Linked DNA regions of Homo sapiens: regions 2 and 3 are each linked to region 1. A link is a loop called in an ENCODE intact Hi-C map of the cell type or tissue named here. Cell type or tissue: MCF 10A. All regions are shown on one strand. Region 1 has its middle 350 kb from the start of ANKRD30A. Region 2 overlaps LINC02634 (long intergenic non-protein coding RNA 2634). Region 3 has its middle 5.5 kb from the start of GJD4-AS1.

Region 1 (8,000 bases):
AAGATCACACCACTGCACTACAGCCTGGCAACAGAGCAAGTTTCCGTCTCAAAAAAAAAAAAAAGAAAGAAAGAAAAGAAAGTAAAAAAAATCCTGTTTCTACTGAAATCTATTTGTTCATGATTAATAACATGTCCAGAACACAGTGTATTACAGTGCCCAGTAGTTGTGTTTCAGAATCAAACAGAAGTGGGTTTGAATCTCAGCACTACCACTTAAAAACCATCTGAACATGGGGAAGTTTCTCTACCATGCTGAGCTTCAATTTCCTTACTTGTTATCTGTCTCGGAATAATTTTATAAGGATTAAATAAATAATTCATTCTCTAAGTACAATGTTTGTATGATGCTGAGTAGACCTGGTGCAAGACATTCAGTAAATTAAACAATTACTATCATGAATATTTTAGTGATAGCAACAGTAAGTTACTTATCAACCATTCTAATATTTTTCTCACTGTGTCTTTGTTTTATAAGTATGTCCCCACTATGTAAAGGGTACTAAAATGATATCAACAATTATCTAAAATTTCTTGCAAAGATGAAAGCAAATCTCTTAGATATTAAAGAATTTACAATTTTTTTTTTTTTTTTTGAGATGGAGTTTTGCTCGTCACCCAGGCTGGAGTGCAATGCATGATCTTGGCTCACTGCAACCTCCTTCTCCCAGGTTCATCCGATTCTCCTGCCTCAGCCTCCCAACTAGCTGGGATTACAGGCATGTGCCACCACGCTCGGCTAATTTTTTTTTTTTTTTTTTGTATTTTTAATAGAGACAGGGTTTCACCATGTTGGTCAGGCTGGTCTCGAACTCGTGACCTCAGGTGATCTGCCCGCCTCACCCTCCCAAAGTGGTGGGATTACAGGCGTGAGCCACCATACACGGTCTCGCTTTGAAACTATTTTCTATCTCTCTTTCCACCATGATAAACTAAAAACTTGAATAAAAGCTTAAAAATAAAATTGGAAAATAAATAAAATGGACGTGGGAGGCTGAGGCATGAGAATCACTTGAACCTGGGAGGTGGAGTCTGCAGTGAGCCGAGATTGTGTCACTGCTCTCAAGCCTGAGCAACAGAGCGAGACTCTGTCTCAAAAAGGAGAAAAAGGAAAAGAGAAAGGATGACATGTATCAGTGCACTTGTAATGTCTTTTCCCCTCCATACCAACCCTGTGCTACCTAGCTTCAACAATATAGTATGCACATACGATAAGTACTCTGCCCTTAACTTTCTTCTGTTTTTCTCTCCCCACCTCTATATTGCTGGTGCCTGACAGCAGGTCCCCAAACACATTGTTCCAGCATTACACAACTGTAGGAAGGCTGATAAGGTCTCAAAATAGTCTCTCCTGAGTTCCTCTCATATAAAAGGTGCCAGTTGCAATTACGGGAGAACTGATAGAAATATCTGCACCTCTACAGTTGTTCTTTTAAAAAAATGTTTTTGGCCGGGCGCAGTGGCTCACTCCTGTAATCCCAGCACCTTGGGAGGCCAAGGCGGGCAGATCTTGAGGTCAGGAGATCGCAACCATCCTGGCTAACACGGTGAAACCCTGTCTCTACTAAAAAATACAAAAAATATTAGCCAGGCATGGTGGCGGGTGCCTGTAGTCCCAGCTACTCGGGAGGCTGAGGTAGGAGAATGGCATGAACCCGGGAGGCGGAGCTTGCAGTGAGCTGAGATCGCGCCACTGCACTCCAGCCTGGGTGACAGAGTGAGACTCCATCTCAAAAAAAAAAACAAATTTCTTAATAAAAACATGTTTTCCAATTTCAGATCAGAAAAGACATATAGATATAGATCGTTTTGCATTCATCAAAAAATTAGGGGAATTGATCTGAGCTTTGTGTGGTAACTGAAATAATTAATTTAATCATATATTTTATTTTATATTTTCTTCTCCAAATATCTTCTTCATGCCAGTGCAACAGAAAAGCTTCTGATAGAAAACCTAGGAAAAAGTCTTTTAATATTTTATCATATCATGTTCTCCTTACTCATTATGTCCTCGGTGAATCACATTCTACCTCCCATATATTTCACAATAGCAATTTCATTCTCTGGGATTATCAGTTATTTCCAATTATCAAGTCCCCATCATTTTAGTCTTTTTCCTTCATGGTCCTCTGCAGCATTTTATAATATTGACCATTCTCTTGAAACTTTCTTCTGATGGCTTCTCTAATACTATAATGTTGTGGTTCCATTTTTCCTTCTTAGATCTCTTCATCTTTATTTATTACAAAATTTTTACCTATGCCTAATAACCATAAGCATACAAGAAAATCACTGTAATTCAAAGAGAAAGTAGAATTTACTTTTAGAAAATGTATGTTAAAGGTATGATCCCAATTAACAAAAAAAAAAGAACAAGGGAGTAATGATAGTTATCACTTATTAGTACATATCACAAGATCGTTTATAAGCATTTCTGCATTAGTTGCTTTAGACACGTTATTTTACATCTTAAATGTCCATAACAACCATATAAAGATTATTGCGCTATGCTTAGAGATGAAGAAAATAGGCTTGGAAAATTTACACAATGTACGTGGCCAAGCTAAAACTGAAGCTATTCTGTCCCTTAGTTTTTCCACTGAAGCCCATTTCTATCAAGTATTCTCTCGGCCAGAAAGGGTAACACCCGATATATACGCCCCAATTCCTTCACCTTTGTGCACAAGCCAGCCTTACTATTCAAATATAGAACTACCCACTGAGCCAGAACATGACCTCAGATCCTTAGAGGCATAGTACTCAAGGCAGCTATTAGCAATTAATTAGAGTTGGCATTGGATGGAGCAGACCACTTAAATTTCACACAGGTCTTCTTCGTGTGTAAAATTTACTTCTTGTAACTTGCTAAAATGTTTCACCCCCATAAGTACTATCTGTTAATCACAGAATAAATCGACCCTCTTTTTTATTAAAGGCCTGAAAACGTTAATAAAAACATAACATAACTAAAATGTATTGACACTTTTCTGTGTCAAACATCTCTTGTTCCTCCAACGACTCATACTATGACAAAATATATTAAATAATTGTGCAAACCTTATTGGTATGCATCTGTTAGCTTTGCTGTTTATGGCAGTGGCTCATCATGTTATCTAGTTCCAGGCACTCTTCTTTAAAGAATCGAGTTAAAGACATTTGAATTGCCATTGAGTTGTAAGTTTTTTTTTAGAGCCTCATAAGGTAAAGAAAGAAGGAAGGAAGGAAGGAAAGAAGGGAGGGAGGGAGGAAGGAAGGGAGGGAGGGAAACCTCTTCTTTGGAAATGGTTTATATAATGAATAAACAAATAACAAACCATTTTTTATTCGATTAATATTTGGTAAGCCCATTTAAATGAACAAGCATCTTTCTAAAAGATAAGATATACAGCAAATAAATAAGCTTATTTTTAATGTAGAATATAAAATACTTCTTATAAAATGTTATGAATTCCACTCTAATTGCATGTGCCATCTTGGTGAGCTTTTTCTCTTTGCTGCTGGTTCACATTTTCAATAAGTAATTTAAGGCAAATTTAGGAAAAAAATAGGTGAGTTACTTGAAAAGCTGGTTTGTTTCCAGTTGTGCTCTTCTGGGGAGAGCATGTGTTGCCTCATGGGGTAGCTCTGTTCTGTTTTATTCCACACGGTGTCACTCTGTCCCTACCAAGGACACAATTATCTCCCAGTTTCTGAACTTCCACTGGATCTTAGGAAGAGAAGCATTTCTGAAGCACAGTAATAGGAAAAAAAGAGCCAATTTTCACAGTAAGTTTGTTGAGTAATTGTTCCCAATTGCCTCTTTTTTCAAACTTTAAATCAAATAGCACATTGTAACATAAACAGGATTGCATTACGTTGTCATCAAATTAATAGAGTAAAAATGTAATATTTCCAAAATGCTTTTACCACAAACTCACTACAAATATTCATACATTCATGTGTGCGCGTGCACACACACACACACACAATTACATATGATCATTAGAAACCAATAAAATATTTTTGTGAGTGAGAACAGACAAAAATCCCAGAAGAAAAAAATTATTGTGGAGATAAATACACTTGTATATGATTCCAAAAAGCCAACCCTATAAATGGACTAATCCCTGTCTACATCAGGGATTTTTAAATAGCAGTAAAAAGCAAAGATTCAGAGGTAACAAAATAGCAAGCTTCAGACAGTCACTGGTCAATAAGGGAAGAAGAATTGCACTTATTCTTGACAATGTGATTGGAAAACACAGGAGAGGCACAAAGTGGGAAACTCTTGAGAAGCACTGACTTCCTGTAACTGAAAGAGTTCAAGTCTGGAAAATGTAGCCACTTAGTGATAATGTTGAAGGAGACCTTCAGGCAAACAATGGTTTATTACCTCCCTAAAGTCCTTTCAGGCTCTTTTTAAGTGTGGGATTATATGCCCCAAAATATCTACATTACATCAGAAGAAACTGCTGCAGGGTCAGAAGCAGAATGGGAGAGGCATTAAAAATATATGAAGTCCAACTTCTTAATATTTTACATAAAACTGCATGCAGCTCCTGGTAGAAAAATTCTAAATTTTATCTATCTATTAATATTATTTCTCTCCGAAAGTTTGCAAGCAATTCAAAAACAGTTGTAAAATCATCTCTTTTTACTGCAGCACCTAGTCAAGTGCTAAGAACATGATAGTAACCTAACATGTAATTGTAGAATGTAAATTATGAAATCAAATTAAGGCTCAAATCCCAGTAGTACAATGCCACTTCAGAAAGTGATATGCAAAAGCATGTGAAACTCCAGGTAATGTAAAATTAGAATATGGTATAGATACCAATGTGATTGTGAGCAGGATTAATCTACTTCATTTGATTGATTGATTGAATGGTACAGTTGACTTATATTTTTAGTATAACTATAATAACTAGTGTGCTATATAGTCTTCCAATTCTCTTGTATTTATGTATGTGTTCATGTATGTGCTTGTTGCAGATTTTTTGCATATAATTAGGTCACACTATGAGTATTTTGCTGCACATTTATTTTCATACCACTCATTTAATAGTCATTTACCAAATAAACAATCAATGAAGGTCCTCTACATGTCATGCTAATTGTGAGGTATAATGGTGAATGAGATACGAGTGAAGTAAATGGGAAAGAAGACAACACCCAATGAGCTGGGTGATATGGACTGCACAGAGATCTAGGGCAGCCTGTAGAAAGGTTACCCAATCTTGCCTTTGGTTATTAGGAAAACCTTCTTGGAAGAGGTCATGCCTAAGTTGGTATTAAAAATAGAAGACATTACCCAAGATAGAACAGGAAAAGGTAAATACCTTCCAGTTCTAGAGAGAGAACAGTATGTAAAAATACAAAATACAATTAGGAAGATGACAGGGCACTATTGAAAATGTGCAGAAAGCGTAACAGGAGAGATGGGGTAGGCCGTGATGTGCCTTCAGGGCCCTGGTAAGTGTTACCATGAGGGATACGTAAAACCACTGAATTGGCACACAGGTGACATCACGCAAGTTTTGCCTTTTAGAAAGATTAATTTGACTGCAGTTGGGAGAATGGATTGGGGTTGGGCAAAACTGCAGATGGGGACACATTTAGAAGGCTGATGTAGTTCCAAACAAACGATAATGGCAGTTAAACTAAAGTAGGCGAAGAGAGGATGGCAAAAAGTGGACAAATACATGGTAAATTGGGAAAGTAGGATATGAGAGAGAGAGGGACATGTGAAACGGCTCTTACTGGAGAAGGGTTGATGGTGGGCCAGACATTGAACTGTGTAGCACATCTGGCCTCCCTTTTCCTGATTCATCAGACTGCCCGAGGATCATCACAGGGCCACCCCATGCGCTATTCTGGCTAGTCAGAGTCTAGGCTGAAAATGTCTTCAGACCACACCTTTTCCTTAACTGTTATAAAGAAACGGGAAAAAAAAAAAGGAAGGGAAAGGGAAGGAGGGACTGAAACACTGAGAGAAGAGACAAAGTGAAAAAGAAAAAAGACTAGAGAGAATTAATATAAAAAAGAAAATAAAATAATCACGTTCTGGTTTTTAATCTCAGGTATCCTATTTGAACACAAGCAAATTTCGATGAGTTGCTTGTAGTCTCCATGTTTATTTTCCTCGTTTGTAATTTTAATTTCAGAGGGGTTTTACTAAATAATATGATAATAAATGTAAGGTACCAGCACAGAGTAGACAACGAATACATTGTGAAAGAAAGAGGAAAGAGGCTGGGCTTGGTGGCTCATGCCTGTAATCCCAGCACTTTGGGAGGCCAAGGCGGGCGGATCACAAGGTCAGGAGATCAAGACCATCCTGGCTAACACGGTGAAACCCCGTCTCTACTAAAAATACAAAAAATTAGCCAAGCGTGGTGGTGGGCGTCTGTAGTCGCAGCTCCGGCGGAGGCAGGAGAATGGTGTGAACCCAGAAGGCGGAGCTTGCAGTGAGCCGAGATCGCGCCACTGCACTCCAGCCTGGGCAACAGAGCGAGACTGTCTCAAAAAAAAAAAAAAAAAAAAAAAAATTCCAACGCCCTGCTATGGATCAGCCCTGATTAGCATTGAGGCTACCTGCCCCTACTCTAACTGCTCGCCAGAAGTAACAGTAAATTCTCTTTGGAAGAAGACAACGTTACTGAGATCTGCATATTATGGTTTCTTATATGCAATGTCCAGGATTTAATCAATGTCCAGGATTTAATCATGTCCAAATTTTAATCATATCAGGACATGACTTCACACAACTGAAAACCAAGAAAAAAAATATATAATAGAAACAAACCTAAAACAGACCCACAGGAAATTCATGTGTTAGAATGTATTGCAGAGACTTGAAAATAACTATGCCTAATATGTTGAAGGAATTATTTGCCAAGGTAAAGAGATGTAGAAAACTACAGTGTTAAAAAGAATCAAATGGACATTTTGGATTTTGAACATGCAGTAACTGAACTTAATAACTCAGTAGGCAAATTTAATAGGAAATTGTATACAGTTAAAGAATAAGATTAGTCAAGTTGAAGATAGCTTAGAAAAAAAAATCTAAACTGAGATACAGAAAGCCTAAAAGATCAAAACATTTAGAAAACACCTAAGAGATACATGAGACATGGGGAAAAGTTTTAGCACATGTTTTCATGGAGCTAAAGAAAAAAGGAATGAGAAAAAAGAATGAGTCAGAAAAAATATCTGAAAAAATAGTGGCCAAGTAATTTGCAATATAAATTAAAGCAAGAATCCACAAGTTCAAGGAGAACTTCACAACTGAACTGGAATAAATACAAAGAAAACCATACCTAGACACATCATACTGATGTTACATTAATTAACTTGAGTTCCTCTTGTATAAAATAACCGAATAATCTGGTGAACTAATTTAGAAAGTGCATGATGCTGTATCATTCTTCTAAAATATTAATTTTAAATAATAGCCTCTTACACTTACATATTGTTACATGTTGTTCAGATTTTCATTCAGGTCATGTATATCTTTTTGAAGTTCTTTAAAACAAACAACTTAATTAGATTCTTCCTTTCTTTTTTTTTTTTTTTTTTTGAGACGGAGTCGTCTCGCTCTGCAGCCCAGGCAGGAGTGCAGTGGCACGATCTCGGCTCACTGCAAGCTCCGCCCCCTGGGTTCCTGCCATTCTCCTGCCTCAGCCTCCCGAGTAGCTGGGACTACAGGCATCCGCCACCCCATCCGGCTATTTTGTTTTTGTATTGCTAGTAGAGACAGGGTTTCAGCGTGTTAGCCAGGATGGTCTTGATCTCCTGACCTCGTGATCCACCCGCCTCGGCCGCCCAGAGTGCTGGGATTACAGGCGTGAGCCACCACATCTGGCCAATTAGATTCTTTTAAGTGGAAAAAAAATGTCATTATTCTCCTTACATAGATTAGGCAATAGAGCTCAAAGCATGCAAATGCTGTCTGTTGGAAAGCATTTCCAAATGTGTCACCTCTCAACTCCATGGATTAGGATTAACTAAATATGAGCCACC
Region 2 (8,000 bases), 1.5 Mb after region 1:
AAGGCAGGAAGGTTGCTTGAGCCCAGGAGTTGGAGGGTACAGTAAGCTATGATCATGTCACTGCACTCCAGCCTGGGTGACAGAGCGAGACTCTGTCTCTAAACAATAACAAATAAATTTTAAATATTGATCTATCTCTAATATCTTTGGATGTGGTTTTGTTGTTGTTGTTGCTTGTTTGTTTTGAGACAGAGTCTCGCTCTGTCACCCAGGCTGGGGTGCAGTGACGCAATCTTGGCTCACTGCAGCTTCTGCCTCCCAGGTTCAAGTGATTCTCTTGTCTCAGTCTCCTGAGTAGCTGGGATTACAGGCATGCACCACCATGCCCGGCTAATTTTTTTTTTTTCTGAGATGGAGTTTCGCTCTGTCGCCCAGGCTGGAGTGCAGTGGCGCGATCTCGGCTCACTGCAAGCTCTGCCTCCCAGGTTCATGCCATTCTCCTGCCTCAGCCTCCCAAGTAGCTGGGACTACAGGCGCCCGCCACCACGCCTAACTAATTGTTTTTGTATTTTTGGTAGAGACGGGGTTTAACCGTGTTAGCCAGGATGGTCTCGATCTCCTGACCTCGTGATCCACCTGTCTTAGCCTCCCAAAGTGCAGGGATTACAGGATTGAGCCACCGTGCCCGGCCAATTTTTGAATTTTTAGTAGAGACGGGGTTTCATCTGTTGGCCAGGCTGGTCTCGAACTCCTGGCCTCAAGTGACCCACCTCCCAAAGTGCTGAGATTACAGGCGTGAGCCACCTCTCCCAGCCTGCAATGACCTAATTTTTAACAATGGATGATCACATGAAAATTATTTTAGAACAATTTGTTTACCAGTTAGACTGCTGGTTAAATCATCTTCTACTATAGTTACTTCAGGCACTGAGGAATATTTTCCATTGTTTTTTTTTTCTGATGTTTGTGGAGGGTTAGAGTGGCCCCAAAGGATGACCTCCAGATAATAGGGACATGGCATATATTCTAATCAAGAATGTGAGTGCTAAGAGGTTAGGAATTATTTTTCTTTGCTTGGATTTGAATAACTACTGGCTAAACATTAGACATAGGAAAGTACTTGAGGCCGGGCATGGTGGCATGCACTTGTGGTACCACCTACTCAGGAGGCTGAGGCAGGAGAATTGCTTGAGGCCAGGAGTTTGAGACAACATAGCCAGGCCCTGTTTCTAAAAAACATTTTTTTTAATTAGCAGGAGCTAGGTGTGGTGGCTCATACTTGTAATCCTAGCAGTGTGGGAGGCTGAGGTGGGAGGACTGCTTAATCCCAGGAGTTCAAGATCAGCCAGAGCAACAAAGTGGGACCCTGTCTCTACCAAAAAAAAAAAAAAAAAATAGCCAAGTGTGCTGGCATGTGCCTGTAGTTCCAGCTACTCAGGAGACTGAGATGGGTGGACCACTTGAGTCTGGTAGGTTGAGGCTGCAATGCACTATGATCATGCCTGTGAATAGCCACTGCACCCCAGCCTGGGTGACAAAGCAAGACCTTGTCTCAAAAAGAAAAAAAAAAGAAAAGAAATTAGCAGAGAGCTACTGGGGAGGCTCAGGTGGGAGGGGGTCACTTTCAGCCCAGGAGTTAGAGCCCACAGTGTGCTATGATCACATCTGTGAATAGCCACTGCACTACAGCCTGGACAACATATCAAGACCCCATCTCTCTTAAAAAAAAAAAAAGGTACTTGATGAAGCCAGATTGGCTGTGACACTGAATAACATTGTAAGGGTCATTATTGGGATATTAAATACATAATATGCTTGGGTCCCCCGACATGTATATGACCTTTCCTTATTCTGTTGGCATCACGCATCTGCCTCATGCAGGATTATAATTTTTGTGTCAAGAAGGCAAGGCCAGGCACGGTGGCTCACGCCTGTAATCCCAACCCTTTGGGAGGCCAAGGCCGGTGGATCACCTGAGGTCAGAAGTTCAAGACCAGCCTGGCCAACATAGTGAAACCCCATCTCTACTAAAAATACAAAAAATTAGCCAGGTGTGGTGGCGCACACCTGTAGTCCCAGCTACTCAGGAGGCTGAGGCACAAGATCGTGCCACTGCACTCCAGCCTGGGAGACAGAGTGAGACTCTGTCAAAGAAAAAAAAAAAGGCAAAGAGAAAGAGTAAATGTTCAATTTTTGCAGTCTAGTCTTTGCTTTTGAAATTTTCTGAGACCACAGACTTGCAAAATAGGCTTTTGAAGAGATAGGGTTTTCTAAATTCCAAGTGTTCCCTCTTTATTTGAATTAAATAATTCATTAAAATTATTATTTTTTAAATGAAACAGGGTCTTTGTCACCCAGGCTGGGGTGCAGTGGTGCATAGTTCACTGCAGCCTCCAACTCTTGGGCTCAAGTGATCCTCCTGCCTCAGCCTCCTGAGTAGTTGGGACTACCAGCATGAAACACCATGCCCAGCTAATGTGTTTTTTGTAGAGATGTTGCACAGCCTGGCATTGAACTTGTGGCCTCAAGGATCCTCCTGCCTTGGCCTCCCAAAATGCTGGGACTACGGGTATGAGCCACCACACTCGGCCCCAAATGCTGTCTTTTTTTTTTTTTTTTTTTTTTTTTTTTTTTGAGATGGACTGTCACTCTCTTGCCCAGGCTGGAGTATGGTGGCATGATCTCGGCTCACTGCAACCTCTGTCTCCCAGGTTCAAGCAATTCTCTTGCCTCAGCCTCCTGAGTAGCTGAGATTAAAGGTGCGCACCATCACGCCCGGCTAATTTTTGTATTTTTACTGGAGACGGGGTTTCATCATGTTGACCAAGCTGGTCTCGAACTCCTGGCCTCAAGTGATCTGCCCACCTCTGCCACCCAAAGTGCTAGGATTACAGGTGTGAGCCACCGTGCCCGGCCTCTCCCTCTTTATATTTTGAGACAAACCTGGCTGGGTCATAGATTGTTATAATGGCATCATTTTGTTGTTGTTGTTGTTGTTTGAGACGGAGTCTTGCTCTGTCGCCAGGCTAGAGTGCAGTGGCAAAAACTCGGCTCACTGTAACCTTCGCCTCCCTAGTTAAAGCAATTCTCCTGCCTCAGCCTCCTGAGTAACTGGGACTACAGGCGCCCACCACCACACCCGGCTAATTTTTTTTGTATTTTTTTTAGTAGAGACGGGGTTTCACCATGTTAGCCAGGATGGTCTCAATCTCCTGACCTCGTGATCCGCCCGCCTCAGCCTCCCAAAGTGCTGGGATTACAGGCGTGAGCCACCGCGCCCGGTCATGTCTACGAAAAATACTAAAAGTCACTACTAAAAACAGAAGAAATTAGCCAGGGGTGGTGGTGCGAGCTTGTAATCCCAGCTACTCTGGAGGCTCAGGCAGAAGAATCGCTTGAACCCGGGAGGTGGAGGTTGCAGTGAGCCGAGATCGCGCCATTGCACTCCAGCCTGGGCGACAGAGCAAGACTCCATCAAAAAAAAAAAAAAAAAAAAAGAAAAGGAAAAAGAGAGAAATTCTCTGGATTTAGGATGTCATTTCGGTTTCTTTATCAATTTGGCTCCCTCTAGAGGTCAGTTAGCAAATTTTAGTCAGCGCGACTTAAACACCTTGGCCCTCTTAAAACAGTAATTTCTCCTAGGAAGGTTTTGGAGAAAATGATTGAAATTGATTAATAGAGTCTATTTTTTAGCAAACATTATATTTAATTTTTTTGTTTAAAATTACTAAGGCTGCCAGATTTAGCAAATAAAAATACAGGACACCCAGTAATATTTACAGTTCAGATTTAAAAATTAATTTTTTAACCTAAGAATGTCCCAAATACATTAATCCAGCAACTCTGTATATCTGTATATAGAGACATACACTATATATACAGTGTTTTACTCCTCATTTGTTAAGTGAGGATTCTGAGGATCAAAACATCCAACTCCAGCCTCTCATTTTCCCAACATTCCCATGGCTTGTTCTTGTTATTTCATTCTAAGTTTTCTTCTAAGTTCTCAAAAGAAATCAGATCATAGGTCTGGTCAGATAACTTGATTTTAAGCTCCAAAGGACCTGAGATATTGAAGGAAACCAAAATATTTCACCCCAAAATATCCTTTGTTGACATATTTTGAGATAGCTCTTCAGAGAGCTAAGCAGCCCTGCAAAGCTGTCTTTTGCGTTGAGCTTTTTGCATCTGTAGAGCAAATCTGCATCCCTGCAGCCAGGCTTTCTGAGGTCCTCCCTGGTCCAGATCTAGGAAAGATGAACTGAGAGTCTGACATCTCTCAAGATCTGAAAGGAATATTTCCCACCTCTTCTCTCTGAGGGCTGCTACCCGTGAGGTTTCAGCTGCATAACAAGACCACCTTTGCTAGCCAGGCGTCCTTTTCTCTCCCATCCATAATCTGTCTTGCCACTGTCACCTGACTTACCACCATAAACTTTTTGGGGCCATGCTCGGAGCCCCCATTTTTTCTGTAATCTCAAAATGGTAGAGGCTGGGTGTGGTGGCTCACGCCTGTAATCCCAGCACTTTGGGAGGCCGAGGCGGGCGGATCACAAGGTCAGGAGATCGAGACCATCCTGGCTAACACAGTGAAACCCTGTCTCTACTAAAAAAAATACAAAAAATTAGCAGGGCGTGGTGGCAGGTGCCTGTAGTCCCAGCTACTTGGGAGGCTGAGGCAGGAGAATGGCATGAACTTGGGAGGCGGAGTTTGCAGTGAGCCGAGATCCTGCCACTGCACTCCAGCCTGGGCAACAGAGCGAGACTCCGTCTCAAAAAAAAAAGGTAGAAAAGTCTGGGCCTGGTGGCTCACACCTGTAATCCCAACACTTTGGGAGGCCCAGGTGGGTGGATCACTTGAGGTCAGGAGTTCAAGACCAGCCTGGCCAACATGGCCAAACCCCATATCTACTAAAAATCCAAAAAATTAGCCGGGTGTGGTGGTGGGGTATTCCCAGCTACTCTGGAGGCTGAGGCATGAGAATCACTTGAACCTGGGAGGTGGAGGTTTCAGTGAGCCGAGATGGCACCACTGCACTCTAGCCTGGGCAACAGAGCGAGACTCTGTCTCAAAAAAAAAAAAAAAAAAGGCAGAAAAGCTTCTGTGCTTCACTGGGAAGCTGGGGTGATCGTTCTGTGATTTTCCCCTATGCATGTTAATAGATTTGCAAGCTTTGTCTCTTAATAATCTGCCTTTGTCTGTTGATGTTCAGCAAACCTTTGGGAAGGTTTCCCTTGGCCCCTACAGTGTTGGCGTCACAGACAGGATCCTAAAGCTGCTCTACTTTTCTGGAAGCCACAGTCCAGGGAACCCAGGACCTGACAAAGCATCAGAAGGGTAAGAAATTCCTACCAGCCAGGCTTCCGGCCTCTCTCCGTGAAATCCGGTCAAGCAGACAGCAGAAATCACTGTTTGTCTCTTTTCCCTTGCCTAAAATCTTGATTAATTGGAGAAAAGGATTTGTGTGACTAGTCTTGGGTTACGTAGCGATTCTGGTATATTTTTAGGCATGAATATTGGTATTGTCTGATCCTTTTTCTCTCAGTCTTTTCCCTTGTATTTTGGTATTGATCTGTCATAAAGAGGGGTGCCCTAGGGTAGAACATGGATCTAGAACCCCCAGAAGCCCACTGTGCCAGCTGGCTCTGCAGTTTTTTTGTTGTTGTCATTGTTTTTTTTTAGATAGAGTCTCGCTCTGTCACCCAGGCTGGGGTGCAGTGGTGTGATCTCAGCCCACTGCAACCTCCGCTTCCCAGGTTCAAGCGATTCTCTTGCATCAGCCTCCTGAGTAGCTGGAATTACAGGCACGCGCCACTGCGCCCGGCCAATGAGTCCTATTTATAAGGTGCTTTTGTTGTCTCAACCCCTGCTGCCTGGTTAGTCCTGGGAAAGTCCAATCCCAGGAGAGCCTGCCTCGTGTCACAGATTAATAGGTGTATGACTGGTGGCCCCCCATAAATGTGTGGGATACTAGAAGCACTGTATGTAAAAACGCCATCTTTTATCATCTGTGGCAACAAGAGTCTTTTGCTGCCTTAGTCTATTCCTGGGAGTGAATTTGTGAGGATGGGGATCGTTGAGGCTGCCTGTTCTATGCCCTCTCCAAGAAGCACCTCTTGTTTATTGGTAAAAACTTCATTGAAACCTGGAAAATAACCTCCTGGGCATTCCATGAAGAGGCTTATTAGATTGAGTTGCTATTTGCATAAGTACATCTCGGGAAATTCTTTTTTTTTTTTTGAGACAGAGTCTCACTCTGGCACCCAGGCTAGAGTGCAGTGGCTCAATCTCGGCCCCCTGCAACCTCCGCCTCCCGGGTTCAAGCAATTCTCCTGTCTCAGCCTCCCAAGTAACTGGGATTACAGAGGCAAGCCACCATACCCAGCTAATTTTTGTATTTTTAGTAGAGACAGGGTTTCACCATGTTGGCAGGCTGGTCTTGAATTCCTGACCTCAAGTGATCCCCCCCCAACCCGGCCTCCCAAAGTGCTGGGATTACAGGCTTGAGCCACCATGCCTGGCCACATCTCAGGAAATTCTAATCATCAGTGGCCAAAAGATTGATTCTTTAAGTTACAAAGGCCCCCTAAACTAAAACTATTTTAGAGACCTCTCATTCCAAACAAGTGCCTTATTTGTGTTTAGGGAAAGATCAAATTAAAAGAAAGGCACTAATAGTATCATGGCTAGCCTTAGACATTTTCCTAACAAAAGTTTCAGAACAAAAATCTGACGGAAAACAAAGTTAAAATCCTTTGTACGCTTAAACTGCCTGCTTTGGAGTCCCTGCAGGATTTGTAGTGGCGGCCACTCCACCTTGTGGCCTAGGAGTTAAAATTCTGTGCTTTCACCACTGTGGACTGGATTTGATTCCCAATTAGGGAGCCACTTCCTTTTGGTTAAAAGGTTCAAAGCCCAAAAATATTGGCTGTTTTTCCTGGTTGAAATCTGATAATTAGAGATTATTATCTCTTATTATTATCTCAGTAAGGGCTTCAGCTATGTGAGACAGATAAACTTTAATCTGTTCCATTTACAGAGACACAGTTTAATCCACCTGTCCTTTTAAACTAGTGAGTTTTACCAGTCTCATGGCTATGATTTTGAAATCAAAGCTGTAAGACCTTTATTTATGTTATTTATGTCTGCATGTTTTTTGTTTGTTTGTTTTGTTTTGTTTTGAGACGGAGTTTCGCTCTTGTTGCCCAGGCTGGAGTGCAATGGTGGGATCTCAGCTCACCGCAACCTCCGCCTGCCGAGTTCAAGCGATTCTCCTGCCTCAGCCTCCTGAGTAGCTGGGATTACAGGCGCCCACCACCACGCCCAGCTAATTTTGTATTTTTAGTAGAGATGGGGTTTCTCCATGTTGATCAGGCTGGTCTTGAACTCCTGACCTCAGGTGATCCACCAGCCTCGGCCTCCCAAAGTGCTGGGATTACAGGCATGAGTCACCACGCCCAGCCGTCTGCATGTATTTTTATATACACATGTCTGCTTGTATATTATCTACATGGTACCAAATTGACTTATAAATAAATTAGCATTTATAAATTAATAATCCCAAATGCTTTTCAAATTCATGCAACATCTTTGGTAAATAAAACCAGTTTTAATATTGTTGATACAATAAAATAAAAACATTGTCTGAATGTAATTTAGACATTTTGTCTGAGTCTATTGGTTTAGATGGGTTTATACTGTCTCTGTGATATGTTTTAAGATTGTAAAACTGTTAACAGCTTCTGCAATTTTTCTTGTTGTTGTTACTGTTTTTGAAACATGGTCCTGCTCTGTTGCCCAGGCTGGAACACAGCAGCACGATCATGGCTCACTACAGCCTTGGCCTCCCAGGCTCAAGTTATCCTCCCACTTCAGCCTCCCAAGTAGCTGGAACTACAGGTGCATGCCTCCATACCTGCCTAATTTTTTTTTACTTTTTGAAGGGATGGCGTCTCCTTATGTTGCCCCGGATGATCTTGAACTCCTGGGCTCAAGAGATCCTCCTGCCTCAGCCTCCCAAAGTGCTAGGAGATATTTTTGAAACTTGCTTGATTTGTCT
Region 3 (8,000 bases), 1.2 Mb after region 1:
AATCCAAAATGTGAAGGAAAATCCTGTGTACCCATGCTGTGTTATTTTGTAACATCAAAAGGCTAGCAGTATTTTGTTCAACAGAGGCTGGGGCAGATGATCAGACAGCCATCGCTTCATAGACTCCTGCCACCATTCGAAGTGGTAAGTTATGAAGACTGGAGAACCATGGAAAATGTGTATGATGTATTAGCAAGTGAAAAACACAGAATGGACATAATACAAATACAACTATAAATTTTAAAACCTAAGAGGCTAAGAATATAAACAGGTTGATATGTTATTTAGGGAGGATGGGGCATTATTTCTAAACTTCTGTGTTTTTATATTTCTATCATAATTGTCTAACTTCAAGAAATGATTGCCACTGTAATCTGTCATCAAAAACCAATTCTATTCTTATTCTATAGGTCACCTGCAGACCCTTCATATTGCCTCAAATGACACTATTAAAAATGCATTCTGGGCTGGGTGTGGTGGCTCACACCTGTAATCCCAACACTTTGGGAGGCTGAGGCAGGATAATTGCTTGAGACCAGGAGTTTGAGACCAGCCTGGGCAACACAGTGAGAACTCATCTTTACAAAAAATGTTTTAAAATAAAAAGATTAGCTAGGCCTGTAGTCCTAGCTACTCAGGAGGCTAAGGCGGTAGGCTCACTTCAGCCCAGGAGTTTGTGGCTGCAGTGAGCTATGATCACACCATTGTATTCCAGCCTGGGCGACAGAGCAAGACCCTGTCTCTGAAAAATAAAAAAACAGAGATGCATTCTATTGGGCCCCTGAGCCCTCTGTTAATTTGCTGATGCTCCTAGAAAGCTTATACATTAAGCTGTTGTGAGCAGTAATCCCTTCTACCCGATGACCTTCAAGAAAGCAACCTGGAGCAATGGAATTCTAGAGCCAAAACCTGCTCAGAATGAGAAGATTTAGCCACCAATTGACCAGATTGTTTTAGACGAGTTACATCGCCTTCCTGCACCTTCATTTTTCAGGTGTGAAATGAGCTAGAGTCAAGTCACCAATTTCCCTGGCAAGTTGAGGACGCTATGATGGGACTCGGGCTCAGGAGGTTCTTGAGGGGCACAGTCTGGGTGAGGAGCCATGGTTAGACAGGCAGTGAGGGGGCAGTGCCTGAGGGAGGGGCGCCAAAGGGAGTCGGGGTCACAGGAGGGTATAGGAGGATAACACCAAATCCCAGCTTCTCCCATGCCCCAGCGGAGTGATGCAGGCAGCGCCCCCATTCCTTTACTTGATGCAAGAAGCTTTGCTGTCTGACTCAATGTTGGCTGACTTACAAAAATATAAAAGTTTCAATATTCAAGTCTGAGACATGAAATTTAATTTTGTATCATATGCTGCCTTCATATAGTTCCCATTTATTTCTTGGAAAGAGATCCTTAAATGTATGTATAGTCTTTCCTTATCACTCTCTTGCCCCTCATCCCATGCCTTGCACAAGCATCACCTACATCAAAGATGCTCAACAAATGTGCAGAATGAGTCATCCTCAATGTTTACACTTATCTTACTTCCAAAGGGGTAAAAACCCCTTAATCCACATTCCGACAGGAAATATCATTTCATATTTCCAAGTAGAAGAGATGACATTTTTGTTTCATAGATAAGAAATAAAGGTACACAAAGAAAAGCTCATGTTTGCAGAGTCCTTAGCTAATGAGACAATGAAAATATTTCCTAGTCCATTGAGTACAAGTCTTTTTTTTTTCAGAGACAGGGTCTCACTCTGTCACCCAGGCTGGAGTGCAGTGGCACAATCATAGCTCACTGCAGCCTCAAACTCCTGGGCTTAAGTAATCCTCCCACCTCAGCCTCCCGTGTAGCTAGGACTTATTGTTTTTTACTTTTTGTAGAGACAGGGTCTTGCTATGTTGCCCAGGCTGGTCCTGACCTCCTGGCCTCAGTCAAACCTCAAACTTCAGCTTTCCAAAGTCCCAAAGTGGTGGGATGACAGATGTGAGCCCCACACCCTGGCCCCATTGAGTGATGTCTTTTTTTTTTTTTTTCTGGAGACAGGGTATCACTCTGTACTCTGGAGGGCACTCCAGGCTGGAGTGCAGTGGCGTGACCACAGCTCACTGCAGCCTCGACCTCCCTGGGCTCAGGTGATCCTCCCTCATCAGCCTCCCAAGTAGCTGGGAACACAGGTGTGCATCATCTTGACCAGCTGCTTTTTGTAGTAATTTTTGTAGAGACAGGGTCTTGCTATGTTGCCCAGACTGATCCTGAACTCATGACCTCAAGCAATCCTCCCGCTTCAGCCTCCCAAAGTGTTGGGATTACAGGTGTGAGCCACTGCACTCAGCCCCATTGAATGCATGTCTTAACCACTCTATTAACTTCTCTCTAAAGAAGCATTTTGGCCACACAACAAAATTTGATGAACTTGCTTTAGCATAAGACTTTTAAAATTTTTCCTTAAAATGACCAATCCCACAAACTACATCTATAAAATTACTGAATTTTCATTTCTGAAGGAAATAGCACTAGATATGCTTAGTTTAAACTTTAATAACACCTGAGGTTTTTTTTCCATATCAAATATCCCAGGTAAGGAAGACCAGTTGATAGACATTTAATTGCTTCACAAATATCATTTCTGAGATCAAAAGCACGTTAACTTTTTTTTTTTTTTTGAGACAGAGTCACACTCTGTCGCCCAGGCTTGAGGGCAGTGGTACCATCTCAGCTCACTGCAACCCCCACCTCCTGGGTTCAAGAGATTCTCGGGCCTCAGCCTCCCAGGTAGCTGAGATTACAGGTACCCAGCACCATGCCCGGCTAATATTTTTAGTAGAGACAGAGTCCTTCACCATGCTGGCCAGGCTGCTCTCGAGCTCCTGACCTCAGGTGATCCGACCGCCTCAGCCTCCTATAGTGCTGGGATTACAGTCGTGAGCCACCATGCCCAGCCAAAAGCACTTTAACTTTCTAAAGCAACAAGAAAAGGGGGGAAGTTTCTCAAATGTAAAATAACACATCATTTCATAAACCGAGGGGAGGAAAATCTTATACACTTTGCAGGGACTTTATTTGACAAGTTACAGCCAAGAGGGTGTTTTTGTTGCTGTTTAGTAAACAGCTGGAAGGAGGAATCTGAAATGAGGAAGAGAGGATATCTGTGCTCTGTTGGCAGGTGCACTAGACAGCCTCCCGAGCAGCCACACCGTGTGGGTGTGCAAGCTCTACCAGTTCCACCACTGTCTCTCTCACCTGTCATCTTTTATTACAAATCTGCAGCACAAGCCACACCTTTGCAGCTTGCAGCCTGATCAGGTAAAAAGCCAGAGAAAAGGACAACCAAACACTTGTGGGCAAAAATAAAGAAAATAATTCGAATTAACAAGCTGCCTCTGAACCCCGAAAAGATAAATCATTGTCTTGTTCAATTAGTCCCTTCCCAGGAAGCCAGCTTGCCCACAATTTCTCCATTATCCCCAACTTTCTCACCCATTCTGCTATTCAAAGTCACCTACTAGAATACCCAGATCCATTGCTGAGAATTCTTAGATCCTGCTTTTTCTGGCCAGAGAGAAATAAGAAAGAAGAATGAAAAGAATGAGCTCATGAACACGGTCAAGAGGTACCACCAGAATTAATTAACATTTTATTTTGGAGCTTACAAATATTGCACCTTAAATATGGTCCAAGAGAGGCCTCTGCTGGTAAGAGAGAGTGCAGGAAGGACGTTGCAATGTCCTAAGTCTGTGGACATCCTTCTCCCCCAAGCAAGCGTTGTACATCACACATTCCCAAAGAGAAGCATTTGCAGTGATCTGTCCAAGCATTGGTGATTTTGCAGCCTAGGAAGCACCTACGATGACACATGGCTATGTCCCTCTCAGGGGCTTCCACGTCCACCATCTCATCTGAACTTCCCAGCAAGCCCATGAAGTAAGGTAGCTGTGATCTGCCCATCTCAGCACTGAGAAGATTAAGGTTCACAGGAGTTGGGGGAATCAGGCAGAACCGAAACAATGACCTTTTGCTTAAACTCTTCCCACCACAGGTTGCTGATGCTTATGTGATAAGTCGATTATTTTTTTCTTTTTTAAGACAGGGTCTTGTTCTGTCACCCAGGCTGGAGTGTGGTGGCACGATTGTAGCTCACTGCAGCCTCAAACTAAGCTACAGTGATCCCTCTACCTTAGCCTCGTAAGTAGCGGAGACCACAGGTGCGTGCCACCAAGCATGGCCAAGTTTTGTTTTGTTTTGTTTTGTTGTTTTGCTGTGTTGCCCAGGCTGGTCTTGATCTCCTGGGCTCAAGCAATCCTCCCACCTCGGTCTCCCTAAGTGATGGGATTATAGGCATGAGCCACTGAGCCTGGCAGGTTGATTTTTTTTTTTTTTTAGCTCCATAGAAAAAAAAACAGGAAAGGAAAAGAACCAAAAAATTAACTTCTAGGTGCAGGGTCATGCCAGTTGGGCGTACTCTTTATAATCACCTGATCTTTTAAAGGTGTCATGCACTTCTCTGTTTCACCCACCTGGGGAGGGAGGAAACTCCAAAACCAAAATCTAGTTTTTCCATTGACTTTTAATTTCCTGGATTCTCCATGAAACACCTTCCAACCAGGTTCAGTTTATCAGAACATGTAGTCCCTTCTTTTGGCTCTGCTGTGTGCCCCTCCCATCTGCCCCTCTCAGGTCACAGAGATGGAGCTCAACTAGAAATTTCCCCGAGAAAGAGGTTTGCTCTCTGATGGACAAACAGATCAAAGCTCTGTTTGCTCTGAGGGAGCAAACAGATCAAAGCATGCATTTCGAATGCAGGGAGAAAGCTATCTGTTTTGTCCCTAGGAAACATTTATCCCACAGCACAGCCAAAATACAGCTGGTGAGATTTACTAGATTCTGTTGCTGGCCCCACTCCTAGAGCTGGAGTGTTGGGGTCCACAGTGGGAGGTGTGTACATTGCAGAGGATCTTTAGCAAATTTGTGCCTGAGAAATCCAATGTCCCCTCTCCTCATCTGTAAAGCAACCCCCTCCTCAGCACTTCTTACCTGAAACCAAAATTACACTCAGAAAATTCAAAATAGGTTCCCTCAGCGGATTGCAATATCCTACCAAAACAGAGTCACATCTGTTAATTCTATAAATGCTGTTCTCGGCTAAGCACAAACTGCTTTATAAGCATAATCTCACTGATCTTCATAATCTTTCATTTTGTCTCTGCAGGTAGCCAGCTGCACGTGTCAAGCCAGAGCTTGAATTGCCATTAGAATCCACCTACAGATTGCCCTGGGAAGAGATTTCTAAATTAAACTCCCCAGAAAGTTAGACGCCAATTATCTCATGAGATTTTTGTGCTGTGCAAAGACCAAAGAGCTCAACTAAAACCCCAACGTGCACACACTTAAACCAATTAAGATCCCTTTTTATTTAAAATGATTGTAATTAAGAGGACACTCCCTCAATATGAGATTTGGGTTCTGTGCCTAATTCAGTCAGTTGTCTTTGTCCTTGTCACCTCCTTTCTCTTCTCTCCACCACCATCTGAGGACCTGAGCCAATGGCCCTGCTCAGCTTTCCCTAGAGACCAGTTTGTTGGTCACTAGGATTTATTAAATGCCTCTTACAGGGCAGGTGCCCAGATAATAATTGCTGCCTTAGGCAAACACTGGCTACCTGTTCACCCCAACTTTTCCTCCTTCTTTCTGCGCATGTAGCTAAGCCACCTTTCATAGCTTCCCTTGCAGCTGGGACTGAGTTCTACTTAGAGAACGTGGCCAGCGCCATCTCGAGGCCAGGCCTAGGGAGCCCCTATTGTCCTCCCCGCAAGAAATCAGTAACATGAGCAGAAGATGTTGGTGCCACAGGATGGAGGGGTCCCTGAGTCACCACCTGGAGCATAGCTGCTCACACCAGGAATAGACACTTTGTACTCATTGAGGCTTCTTCTGCATTAAGTGGCTAAAATTGGGGTTTGCCGGTTATTGCAGCTGCAATTACATTAACTTGCACAGTCTCTGCCCTAAGCCATAGGATCCTCCTTAACTGTCTGTGGAAGGGATGCAGACATGCGAGCCATTTTTCAGTCATTCGGTGTCAACATGCAAAGACACGGATTGAAGTCTGGAAAAGGAAGATGGAAGCCACATGATTTTCTACTGTTTTTAGCCTTTTGAATATAGTCTAAGATTTTTTTTCCCCTCTCCCTTTAAAGGACTGGAAAAGCTCTTTTTTTTTTTTTTTTTTTGAGATGGAGTCTCGCTTTGTGGCCCAGACTGGAGTGCAGTGGTGCAATCTCAGCTCACTGCAACCTCTGCCTTTCGGGTTCAAGCAATTTTCCTGCCTCATCCTTCTGAGTAGCTGGAATTACAGGCATCCGTCACCATGCCCAGCTAATTTTTGTTTTTTTAATAAAGACAGGTTTTCACCATGTTGGCCAGGCTAGTCTCAAAACCCTGACCTCAAGTGATCCGCCCACCTGGCCTGCCAAAGTGTTGGGATTACAGGCGTGAGCCACCACACCTGGCCATGGACTGGAAAAAAATCTTTAAGGCTTTACAACCTAAGTTACAAAACTAGGAGAGATCTTCAGTGCCCAGTGTGACAGCAAAGAGAAGAGAAATAAGGACACCTGCATTAGCACATTCCACAGCATAGTCACGGTCACGTGAGCATGACCAGCCAAGTTCTAGGATAGGCCATGCCTCTTCTGACACCTTGCTCCTCATGGGACGGGGTCCCATCAGATGTCTTCTGTGGCCCCCAGGTCTGTCCACTCAGCTCTCAGCCATCACTCAGTAGAGTATGAAGTTGAGGACTCGTCCTCGGACCACCTGCCTCCACTTTCCACGTGGTCCCTGACTCTTTTATGACAGCTCTTCTGTTCTTAACATTTATTTTTATGGAAAATAAAATGCTGGAGTGAAGGGTGGTGCCTCTCCCCAGCCCTTCCATACATGGAAACCAGGGAATAGTCATCTATTTCTGAGCTACACCCAGATGCCTCTTTCCTCTCTTGATTAGGGTGAGCAGGTTAATCCTGTCCCATAGCAAACCTCTGCTCTACTGTATCCTCCTACCTGCCTGATTTCGGCCAGCACTAAACTTGAAGGTCACACCTGAACTTGGGCAGCACCTAGATCAAAGCCAGAATGACACTAAGCAGTGCAGAAAGGCCTGGATCGGAAGCCCAGCCCAAGACCTGCGGCATTTGTCTGTTGCTACACAAAAAGTCATAAACACAGACTGTGCATTCCACAATACCCACAGTTTTTTTCATCTTCCCCACTGGAACATGAAGATTCTCAGGGAAGTCTGAATTGTATGACTCTCTAAAGGGCACAGACAAAGCCTGAATTAAAAAACTTGTGACAAATCTATGGTCACTCCTCTACAGCAAAAGCACTCCCTCTATGCGGTGAGGACAGCCACCCAGCATACACACACAGGGACAACTCATCCTACATCCTGTGCACTTTACACCCATACACGGGAACAGTATCAGATGCCCCTGGAAACCAACTGTTTATTAGCCATATTTTCTGCATTTGTCATTTCTGCTCTAACACAATGATGTATGAAGCGTGATATTATAATGCAATCAGCATTAATTTTTGATATGGTTTGGCTGTGTCCCCACCCAAATCTCATCTTGATTTGTAGCTCCCATCATCCCTGCGTGTTGTGGGAAGGACCTTGTAGGAGGTAATTGAATCATGGGGAAGGTTTTCCCATGCAATTCTCGTGATAGTAAGTCTCACAAGATCTGACCGTTTTATAAAGGGGAGTTCCCCTGCACATGCTCTCTTGCCTGCCATGTAAGATGTGACTTTGCTCCTCCTTCACCTTCCGCCATGATTGTGAGGCCTCCCCAGCCATGTAGAACTGTGAGTCCATTAAACTTCTTTTTCTGCCAGGTGCGGTGGCTCATACCTGTAATCCCAGCACTTTGGGAGGCCAAGGCGGGTGGATCACAAGGTCAGGAGATCGAGACCATCTTGGCTAACACAGTGAAATCCCGTCTCTAC

The links. A loop is a pair of places that touch in the nucleus more often than their neighbours do. Peaks named below come from ENCODE experiments on the same cell type or tissue, not always from the same donor. Only the 100,000 strongest peaks of a DNase experiment are listed, where the experiment ranks them.
Region 2: it touches region 1 in a loop (11-fold over the local background); 9 of 110 quality-filtered maps call a loop at or near these places.
Region 3: a loop joins it to region 1, with 15 times the contacts of the local background. A loop is called at or near these places in 4 of 110 quality-filtered maps.

The regions. Positions count from the first base shown.
Region 1 is chr10:36,775,080-36,783,079 of GRCh38, reverse strand. No RefSeq gene overlaps it. Among named protein-coding and RNA genes, the nearest start is that of ANKRD30A, 350 kb to the left of the region's middle. In MCF 10A, a CTCF peak has its summit at 3,628; a DNase peak (open chromatin) is centred at 3,649.
Region 2 is chr10:35,235,705-35,243,704 of GRCh38, reverse strand. LINC02634 (long intergenic non-protein coding RNA 2634) reads left to right here. Exons shown (of 3, transcript XR_930819.3): 2 at 5,154-5,278. Among named protein-coding and RNA genes, the nearest start is that of LINC02634, 5.0 kb to the left of the region's middle. In MCF 10A, CTCF peaks have their summits at 3,515 (motif pointing left) and 6,775 (motif pointing left); a DNase peak (open chromatin) is centred at 3,524.
Region 3 is chr10:35,609,716-35,617,715 of GRCh38, reverse strand. No RefSeq gene overlaps it. Among named protein-coding and RNA genes, the nearest start is that of GJD4-AS1, 5.5 kb to the right of the region's middle. In MCF 10A, a CTCF peak has its summit at 3,670 (motif pointing left); no DNase peak of the experiment used is centred here.